Regions from separate parts of the Homo sapiens genome. Here region 1 is linked to region 2. A link is a loop called in an ENCODE intact Hi-C map of the cell type or tissue named here. Cell type or tissue: dorsolateral prefrontal cortex. All regions are shown on one strand. Each heading gives the region's core, and the rest is flanking DNA. Links, peaks and the distances in the headings are about the cores only. Region 1 overlaps ANKRD44 (ankyrin repeat domain 44). Region 2 overlaps ANKRD44 (ankyrin repeat domain 44).

What was found. A loop is a pair of places that touch in the nucleus more often than their neighbours do. Peaks named below come from ENCODE experiments on the same cell type or tissue, not always from the same donor. Only the 100,000 strongest peaks of a DNase experiment are listed, where the experiment ranks them.
Region 1: it touches region 2 in a loop (2.5-fold over the local background); 5 of 110 quality-filtered maps call a loop at or near these places.

What each region holds. Positions count from the first base shown.
Region 1 is chr2:197,162,201-197,167,582 of GRCh38, reverse strand. All of the region lies in intron 2 of ANKRD44 (ankyrin repeat domain 44), which reads left to right. Among named protein-coding and RNA genes, the nearest start is that of ANKRD44-AS1, 33 kb to the left of the region's middle. In dorsolateral prefrontal cortex, for the core only: a CTCF peak has its summit at 2,970; DNase peaks (open chromatin) are centred at 2,919, 3,302 and 3,730; H3K4me3 peaks cover 1,420 bases; H3K27ac peaks cover 1,289 bases.
Region 2 is chr2:197,075,832-197,081,213 of GRCh38, reverse strand. ANKRD44 (ankyrin repeat domain 44) reads left to right here. Exons shown (of 28, transcript NM_001195144.2): 16 at 2,400-2,511. Among named protein-coding and RNA genes, the nearest start is that of ANKRD44-AS1, 120 kb to the left of the region's middle. In dorsolateral prefrontal cortex, for the core only: a CTCF peak has its summit at 2,510; DNase peaks (open chromatin) are centred at 790 and 2,489; H3K4me3 peaks cover 672 bases; H3K27ac peaks cover 4,355 bases.

The sequences.
Region 1 (5,382 bases), core at 267-5,266, 86 kb before region 2:
TTCATTGACAAAGTAACAATACACAGTATTTTCTTTAACTGTAGAAATTATTCTTGATTTGGGTTCTGGGAAGTCTTCGATGATTGGAAGATACCCATCTAAGATAGATGGTCTAGCTCTTAGATAAGATCCTTGATGTAAGGTATGTAGATTCCAAAAAGGGGAATATAGGCATCTTAGGAAGTGTGCCAGATGATCCACTGGGGGCAATGAAATATCTACTTCAATCTGTTTTTAAAAAATTAAAATGTATATTTTATGTGTATCTTATTGCATATTAAATATGATAATATAGTGGCATGTATATGAAGTTTATGAAAGAATAAAAATGTATGTGTTCAAAAAGACTTTTTTTTTTTCTTTTGGCTGATTGGTGGCAGGCGCTGCTGAAAGGCAAATGTCTTATTTCTACCTTATAGCTAATGCTTTTCAAACTTTGATGTGCATACACATCACCTGAGGAGGCTTGATTTTTCTCAGCACAGTGCAAGAGTGACTGGAATTTGGGAAAATGATTCACACAGTATAAACTCAGACTGATTTATAAACAAAAATACCACATATATTAATTTCTATTAGCTTAAAAACTAGACCTGTCACTTATGATGTTATGCTTTTATTCTTGGACAAAGTAATTTCTCTCAGGACACTATATATCACATAAGAATTGACTTGATTTATCTTGAAAAGAAAATATTTGGTTCCTAAATGGTATTTGCAAGAAGTCAATATAGCCTAGCGATAGGTTATTCTAGGATACAGCATAGAATAGTGGCTAAGAGTGTGAGCATTGGTGGCCAGAGTGCCTGGTTCCAAGTGTGGCTCTGCTGTCTACCAGCTGTTATATGACCTTGGGTTAGGTAATTAATCTCTCCGTGCCTCTATTTCCTCATCTGTAAAATGGGGATATCCCATTCTGAGCATAATCCATGAAAAATGCTTATAGCAGGTTCTGGCATATGTTTAAAACAATCATTGTCAGTGATTCTTCTTCTCTGTTCTAGGAATATTTCTTTCTAAAGAATTTACTTTTTGTCTAGAATCAGCAAACTTTAAATTCTGTAGCCATATCCTTATCACATAACATCCTCTTTTCAATATTCCTCGCTTTCATTTGGTGCCTTTGTCATTTAAGTATCTTAAGTGCTTATAGAACAGGGATCCTTACTCATTCATCTTTGTATCCCTAGAACCTATCACAATGCTTGGCTCTCAAAAGCTGCCCATAACAGTTTATGGCATTACATGTCCTTCAGAGCACGTCTTTGGATTGCAGTTTATTGGGTCCAAATTGTGTTGCTTTTGGCCAAAGGCATAAGCATACTTAGAAAGAAAAGTACAGATCCTGCTTGCCAACTCAAAAGCTTTCAGAATCCAGGAGGCAGTGCCATTGTGTAAAGAAGGTGTTAGGGAGTGGTGGGGGTTGTACTGAACTGGACCATTCATACCCCAATAAAGATATTCCACTTTAGATTTTACAAACCTCTGTAACAGTCAAGCAAAATCTGCAGGCAGATTTAGGGTTCAACTTTTAAGCTTTGGTATAGATTAAAACAGGATATTGGAACTTACAAAGTTATGTTTGTTCCCTCTACTAAAGTATGAACTTAAGGCAAGAACAGTGTCATGTCTTTTTGTCTAAACTTGCCTGGAATCTCTATGTTCATTGTAAAAATTATTAGAAAATCCTTCTGTTCATGTCATAAAATGAGTCAAATCATTTACATTATCACTATATAAATGATTTTGAACTAAAAGAAGTCCAAGTTTAAAAGCTATCACGTACCAATAGATGCTCATAGTTACTATTAAACATTTCTTTCATTGCTTAGGTCTTAGGGTAAATGGTTCCTGATGCTATATATGCCAGCATCATATCTCATCAGTAATGCTTCCACAAATTGTATTTTATGGTGTTTGCTCCCAGGAAAACTCCAGCAGTTGACTAACTTATCCATCATCTTCTAGACATGGAACAGCATTTTCTGAGCATCTCTAGTGCTGAGTGCCTCTTACATTTGGCCTTCTGGTTCCCAATCACTATTCCTAGCTGCTTACAGGTACTTGATCACAGGTAACCTGAGATCAGAGACACTTCTTGTGACCCACTCACTGTGGTCGTGCTCACTCGACCTTTCTGTCACCCCAGAAATTACAAGTGGCTGTGCCAAGGATTAGATTTTGTTCACTAAAGATGAAGGCTTGTCCGGTCAGCTCCTCTGTCAGGTGACACCTCCCACGGAGTCTGGCACGTTCCATTTTGTTCCTCTGATCCTGAGCATCTCCAGTCATGGGACCTGTTAGAGAGCATGTTTACCTGGCCCTTGGACATATTCTCCTTCCTCTTGTTCCGATGGTGCCATCTTGTTTACTCTGGAATTTGCTCAGTCTTTCGAATTCAGCCAGCCAGCCAGAAGGGGCGTGTTGAGGAAAGGGTGAAAACATGGGTTAAATCCTAACCGGCAACATTTGCTGAGTGCTAACCATGTGATAGGAACTGTGCCAAATGCTTTCTAAGCATCATTTCATTCCATCTCACACATCTTCAGGAGGTAGGGAGAATGATTCTATTAGCCCCATTTTACAGACAAATAAACAGTAGTTTAGAGGAGGATCTAGTAACTTGCCTAAGGTTATATGGCTCCAAGTGGCAGGGGGCAGGGTTTGAACCCAGTTCTTCCGCCTCCAGGGCCCACTAGGATGTACTGCCATCCTCAGAGATGGCTAAAAACCAAGGTAGAATAAACTAAATGGAAAAAAAAAACCCTCAAAACCCAGGGAACACAGAGGAAGGGACAACTACTTCTGAGAGGCATTGCTGGGAATGCATGGAGGAGGCTGAGGGTTGGGCTGCAGAAGATGAGGAGGCGGCAGGCCCAAATGAGCGGAGGCCTGGTGGCGAGAAAGCGGACGTCCGGGGCAGGAGGGGCCAGCGACCTGAGGTCCGGGGCAGGGGTTGGGGCGCGGGAACCCCGCAGCAGCAGGGGAGGGGGCTCACCGCGCATGCTCCCGGCTCCGAGCGGCCGCGAAGCCGGCCTTTGTTTCTTTCCCACCCAGGAGCCGCTGCGGTGGGGGAAGGGCTCTTCTGAGCGCTGCTCTTCAGCTGGGGGAAGGGTGCGACCTGCCCGACCCCACAGTGTGGCCGCCCCCAGAGAACAGAGGGGCGCCTCAGAGGGAAAGGTCTTCCGCTACCAGGCCCCGCCAGGGAACTCCAGGGACCCCGCAGCTGCGCCTCCCGCCCCTCCCCACACCTTTGACCTTGTGCTGCCAGAGAGGGGTCAAGAACCGCAGGCACCAAGGGGTCTTGCTACCCAGACGCAGCCGGCGGTGTCAGAGGCCAGGCCTCCCGGGACCCGAGGAATGTAGAAAGCCCCCACTCAGCCAGGTGGGAATAAAGGAGCCTCGCTCCCCGGGAATGGAACTTCCCCACCAACTCTGGTTCTAGCCCAGCGACAGGGCTGGACCAGGACTGGGCCTGCAGCACACCGCAGCCTCTTAGGAAAGTCCATCCTTCTGGGAAATTCTTGAGGGATTGAGAAGAGTAAGGACTCCACGTGACCCGGCTTCCTTTTCTTTTTGTACTTTCTGAAGCACTCGGATGGATCCACTCCCCCACTGTAATCTCTTAAACCCTCACCTTTTAAGAAATAGTGGTGGCCGGGCGCGGAGCTTCATGCCTGTAATTCTAGCACTTTGGAGGGCCGAGGCGGGCGGATTACCTGAAGTCAGGAGTTCCAGGCTAGCCTGCCCAGCATGGTGAAAACCCGTCTGTACTGAATATACAAAAATTAGCTGGACGTGGTGTCGTGCGCTTGTAGTCCCAGCTACTCGGGAGCCTGAGGTAGGAGAATCGCTTGAACCCAGGAGGTGGAGGTTGCAGTGAGCCACTGCACTCCAGCCTGGTGTTAACCTTCTGCTCCCCAGTCCTCCCTCCCAGCACTGGGCCTGCCCTGGCCTGTTAAAGATCACCAGCCCACTTCTTCCACTTTCCATGACTGTTCCAACATCTAGATTTCCTACGCCTGGAAATGTTCCACACCAGTAGTTTCATTCTAATGGGAGCCTCTAATTTTTTCATGCGCATGTTGGGGCTAGCCAGAGACTACTAAGTAAATGTCCCACATCTTTAAAAAACTCAGTGCTGGTTTCCTATTCAACAAGCCACTTGGCCTCCCAGGAACTGGCACTGTGGGACTGGTTGTGGACATAGTGTCACTCTCTAAGGATTATTGCAGGTTGAGGTCTCACAGAAACCAGAACTGCACAGCAGGCAGCCCTCATAGGAGGGGACACAGGTGAGCATCGTTGCTGTGGAATGCTAACCCAGCCTCATAGCTTCTAGGTACCACCTTAGCAAGCCTGTTTTTCTCACCCACTGGGTAAGTCAGGTTCAAGTCATGGCTCTAATTTAGAACAACAGAATTGATAGGAAGCCTGAAGGGCTGAGGGTTCTGAGATGGTCAAACAGCTTTGAAACAAGGCCAAGCCCTGCCTGTGATGGACTGAGGTGGTTGCTATCTTCACTCAAGGTTAGGGATAGATGAGAACCACAAAAAAAACCAAGCCATTGATTCCATCCAGACCCTAGTAGACAACCGGTTCTCTGTCTCACCACAGAAACCTGCAGGCCGCCCTCATATAGGCAGACCCTTTTCTTATTGTGGCATAGGCTTTGATAAAAAGTTTAAGATGCATTAAGACTTCTTTCTATTCCTGCAAGACATATATTGAGCACTGACTGTATGCCAGATGTGTTGTTAGGTTGATACAGAGATGAATAAGACTGTTTCTGCCCTGTACCCATAGCCCAGTTAGGGGCAGGCAGAAAAAGGAAAGCAGGCAGTTAGATGTGATGGTACTGTCCAGAAGCCTATAGCATGGAGGAGGGGATGCAGGGTGGAGAACCAGAAGAGGTTTCAGAGGAAAGGACACTTGAGCTCAGTGTGAAAAGACTTTCGAGTGACCCAAAAATCTTAAATTAGAGGCTCCCTGTTTTGTGGCTTTAAAATAAAACATTGTCCTTATGTCTAATGTCCTTGGTTCTCAAGAGGGAGTTGTTTTGTGCCGTATTTCAAAGCATCACACTTCTACATTTCCGTCTGAGACTCGCCTTTTGGACAGGAATGCACCACTGCCAGCAGTCTTGGCTTTGGTGGGAAGAAGGTAGAAGGAGCTCATCAGGTTCATAGAGGAGGAAATACCAATTCTTAGAAATAAAACGGTTCATAAGAGGTAGACCAAAGGTCATAGAGCTCTGTTGGCTTTGTTCAGTGGCATTCAGGGAATGAAGCCTCAATGTCTTGTCACATTTAGGGTGGGAAGAGAAAATCATGTTGGAACAGCTGTGCTTAAAACATAAGCATATCATCTTGGGGGTGAAGT
Region 2 (5,382 bases), core at 238-5,237:
CCCCCAGCCCACATGCACATCAATTTAGGAAGAGCCTCCTGCTCCTGCAAAAGGATGCTCCTGGGCCCCTCATCCCACCTGCCTCTCCCTGGCTTCTAACAGAGACGTAGCTCTTTGCTGTGGCAGGGGTGGGAGTGCCTGCCATCACTCAGGGCTGTAGATGCACGGGAACCTCTACAGCTTCGTCCTCTGAGTCTTTTCTGCACCACAGGTCACAGTGAGAAGCTTACAGTGCTCAGTGCAGTGCCTAGCACATAGTCAATATTCAATAACTGTTGAGTAAATGAACAAACAAACGAATTGGTACCCACTCCTTGTGCCTCACCCCTGTGGAATCCAGTGGATATGGTGCTCTATGAGTCTGCAGGCACATCGTTGTTAACTTATTTATTCTTCCATTGTTAGAGGAGCCAGTTTTTCTGTGGCCCGAATGCCTGTGTCTACTCCAGGGTTTTCCACTGTGCTCCTCCCATGCCCAGACTGTTGTGGAAAGGAAGTTAGAGAGTGTGGCTCCAATGCAGGTTGTGGGACCTAACTTCGATGGTAATTGGGATGAGGACAGGAAATGCAGCAGTGAATAAAATAGAATGACCAGAGTTTTGCTTTAATACCCCCAAATTTAAAATAACAATATTAAAAGACTAGCATCTTAAGCCACTGCAGCAAACGCTTCCTTTTACAGTGAACTGCAAGCTTGCCCTGAGCCAGACAAGCTGATAGAGAGGGAGGGGACAAGAAAGGTAGGGGGGCAGGGGGAACCAGCTGCCTGAGAGTTCTTCTATGCAAAGGGAGGCCACTCCCTGTATCCAGATACGCCTCTGACGTCATGTGCATCTGTTGGCTTTGCATCTTAATTGCCAAAATTACTAGGCTCTGGGAAGAGAAAAAAACTAGGCATTCCCAGTGAAAACACGGAATGCATGTTTTCCTTACAAGCAATGTGGAGAATATGCAAATTCTACATTACTTTTATTATAATAATACTGTTGTTAGTATATATAGTTTGGCTATATTACAAATTCAATTTATTAACTGATTTTTAGGATATAATCCATTCAGAAATTGGGAATTGTGTGTCCACTAGCATGTTATTCCTATTGAGTGATTTCATTTAAAGAGTCAAATTCAATTTACAGTGAGTCATACCTGGGATCCTTTCCATGGGCATTTAATTACCAAAATAAAAAAGAACTTCCTTCCTTATAAGGTGCAAATGACCGAAGAGAGAATAATAGCAAGACTCTAAGAATAGTTTGATTTATTATTGACATGTGGGTATTTGGTTTTTTTAAAATGTATGGCTTTCATCAGTTTTTCTAGAAATTGAAGTGTCTGTTTTAATTGTCCCTATGTGTAATTGACTTTTTTCGTTTTGCCTTATACCAAAAGATAGGTAAATGCTATTTATAGTTTTTGGGTAAACTATAGAAATTTTCTATTGGAAGGTCTTATTTAATGTATGGGTTGATATTTAGAATCTTAACATTTTGATTTGAGTATGAAATTGAATCAGCTTGGTCTTGTAAAAGACATGTTTGTCCCACTGCCACAGGGATAATGCTGATGCTATGAAGCAGCGCTTCCTGACTAGTGACTCCCTCTTTCCCAGCAGGACTGGACCGTTTGCAGTAGGCCCTGAGCAGAACTTATTACATTCCTGGGTACTTGTGAACCAGAGTTTTGGGCTCTTCAGTGAAGGTGGAGCCGTGCTCCTTCCTCTAAGCATTCCAAAGACTGTGGCTTTTTCAGAAAAATTACAACTCTGCCTGAAAAGGCTTTAAACATTGATTTTTCAGGTCTATATTCCTAATGGTGAAATTTAAGCCTCTTTATTCATATGTGGTTATGAAGTTAATTCTTCATTCTTTAAAAATGCTTACCCATTCCTTTAATCTTTTTATTGTTTAGGCTATTCTTATTTTTTTTTCTTACTCTTTTTAACTTTCATTTTCTAACCTTTGATTTTATGGTGAGGTTAAGAGTAAACCCCTCCCTATTGAGGTTGCCCTGTTACTTGCCCTGATACTGACCACTTCTTTATTGAGACTTTGTTGAACATGGAGCTCCAAAACTTGCTATTCAGTAATCTTGATAACAGATGTTCTTACCTGAAGATGAGGAGAAAAAAATCGTAATTACCCTCTTTTTCCTAAAGCTTTTCCTGAATTCTAGAATGGCTATATTAAGCTCAAATAAAGATAGCTACAGAAAACATACACACACACACACACACACACACACACAATTTTCAACACATAAAACTTCATTGCTGTAGGATTTTTAAAGAAACAAACTCATAAAGTACTTCATGGAACGTTCGTAATAGGAGGATTTACATAAATTATCTTTTTCAGTCCAGAGATGTTTTCTAAAATAACACTTCATCTTTATACTTACAGATGTCTAGAGTTTCTGCTTCAAAATGATGCAAATCCATCTATCCGGGACAAGGAAGGTTACAATAGCATACATTATGCTGCCGCCTATGGGCACAGGCAGTGTCTGGAATTGGTGAGTTGTTTTGTTTTGTTTTCTCTAACACACACACACACACATACCCCAAATCACAGAGGCATTAACTGTTTTTTTCCAGAGTTGTAGCTCTGGCTTGTGTAAAAAGTGGGTCCATGAATCAGGATTTCATGAATTCTGATTTCAAAAAGTGTTTTTTCTACTGCACCATGCTGCCTTCCATTGCAGGTTAGAGCCCCACCACCACCCAAGGCTTTTAAGCACAGCACAAAAGCATGGTAGTCATCGATATAAGGCAGTACCATTTCTGCCTCCTAACACCAGCATTGCCATGGAAGTTGGTATAGACCTATTAGCAAATATGGCTTTGTGTTTAGATCCCATATAAGAAATGCTCCTCACAAAATGTGTATGCGTGTGTGTGTGTGTGTGTGTGTGTGTGTGTGTGTGTGGTAATCAGTGGCAGAGTGAAGGCTTTCTACTGTCACTACATATTATGAGCCTGCCTTCCAAAATATACTTAAGACACAGCTGTCTTTAATTGGTTTTCTCTATGAAAACCATGTCATAATTGTCATGATAAAACAAACTTTTATTATACAGTTTGTTATTATAGTCTTAATAATGTGTGCTGTTCTATAGTACTTTTGTGAGTTATCTTTAATCCTTCATAGTCTAGAAACTCAGGATAATTATCCTAACACCTTCTTTGTATAGAAATAACATATCGCATGCAATATCTTCATTTTTTCAGGAAGACCATTTTGGTACCATTATTTCTGTTATTCAAGTAAGAGTTTTTCCTGTCCATAAGAAGGTTTCACAAATTTTGTCTGAAAATGAAATTACCCCCCTTTGATTAGATCAACATTTGCCCTGTGTAATTTACAAAGAGATGACTATTTGTGACAATTATAAAACATTCAAAAACGGTTAGGAGGAGGTGTTAATTGATCTTAATTTACACTGTCAGTCGAACAGACCGGATTATCAATATAATTGGTAGAAGTGTTACTGTTGTTTGCTTTCAGGAAAGAAACCTCAGTCAGCCGTTTGTAACACAGGATGAAAGTTCTCCTCTCACTTTCCTGAATGGTTTTAGTGGGACAGAAAGTTTTATGTATTCCTATTTTGGAATGCATCCCAAAATTCCTCTGGGGTGTAGTTCGTACAAAGCAAAGATCCTAAGTAGGCTAAAAACATTCTTATGCCCCAACCCCTCCCAATCAAAACAAAACACAACCCTGAAAACAATCCTGGACTTTCCCCTAGGAGTGGAACCACAAATCAGGCCTTTGCAGGTATCTTATCCCCACTGCTGGCTCACCTAACTGTGGATGGATTAGAACAGGAGATAAGACAGGAGGAAAGGGTTCTGAAAGGAGGGAAAAGGGAATAGGGCCTGTCTTTGATACAAGTGTTAAGTGAATTTCAAAAGAAAACATATGTGTGGCCATAAGCGTATGAAAAAAAGCTCAGCATCACTGATCATTAGAGAAATGCAAATCAAAACCATAATGAGGTACCATCTCATACCAGTCAGAATGGCTATTAATAAAAAGTCAAAAAATAACAGATGCTGGCCAGGTTGTGGAGAAGAGGGAATGTTTATACATTGTTGGTGGGAGTGTAAATTAGTTTAACCATTGTGGAAGGCACTGTGGCAATTCCTCAAAGACCTAAAAGCAAAACTATCATTCAACCCAGCAATCCCACCACTGGGTGTATACCCAAAGGAATATAAATCATTCTAACCATAAAGATACATGCATATGTATGTTCATTGCAGCGTTATTTACAATAGCAAAGACATGGAATCAACCTAAATTCCCATCAACAGTAGACTGGATAAAGACAGTATGGTACATAGATACCATGGAATACTATGCAGCCATAAAAAAGAACTAGATCATGTCCTTTGTAGGAACATGGATACAGCTGGAGGACATAATCTTTAGCAAACAAACACAGGAGCAAGAAACCAAATACTGCATGTTCTCACTTATAAGGGGGAGCTAAATGATGAGAACACATGGACACAAAGAGGGGAACTACAGACACTGGGGCCTACTTAAGGGTGGAGGGTGGGAGGAGGGAGAAAATAAGAAAAAATAACTATTTGGTAAAAGGCTTAGTACCTGGGTGGCAAAATGATCTGTACAGCAAACCCCCATGACACAAATTTACCTATATAGCAAACCTGCACATGTACCCCTGAACCTAAAAGTTTTTTTAAAAACCCCAAAACAAGTATTAAATGAAGAAGTGGGGTTTTGAGGGGGATGCTTTTTCTCATATATTTTCCCTCTTTCTGTAGGAACCCAATATCTTAACAGTCTTTAAAACTCCAATTTCCTTGGGTATTAGATGTTAGGAAAGCAAACCAATTAACTTACATGCACTAGGAGGTGAATTTCTAAGACTTTCACATTGCCATGCCAATCTTCTTCCTCATCTCCCAACACAAATAGCCGTCTTCGCAGGGGTCATCCTTTTAACAAATTGTCCCTGACTCTGTGCTTTGTGCTAGAGTTATGTTGACAAAGAGACACACATCTGGTAGCTCTTCATAGGTTATTTGAGCTTCTGAGCAGGAATTGTGCAAGGAGATCATTTTTGACTCCACCATCCCAGCCTATGCTTCTGGCCTGTGGAGGGAATGGAGAGAGTAAATGAGTATGTGTGGTCCTCTGGCCTTCACTACCGGTCCAGGGACTTTGTCCTCTGGGCGCTGGAGTAGGATTGAAGAAGATGGGGGGCCATCTGGACCAGCTGATTTGTGAGGCTGATGAAATGTGTCTTTGGCGCCTCCTCCTGTCTACTCAAGCAATTACAGTGATTATACATATCATTAAATATGTATCATTAAATTTGATGTATATTTTCTTTGACTCTGACACTCAGCTTGGT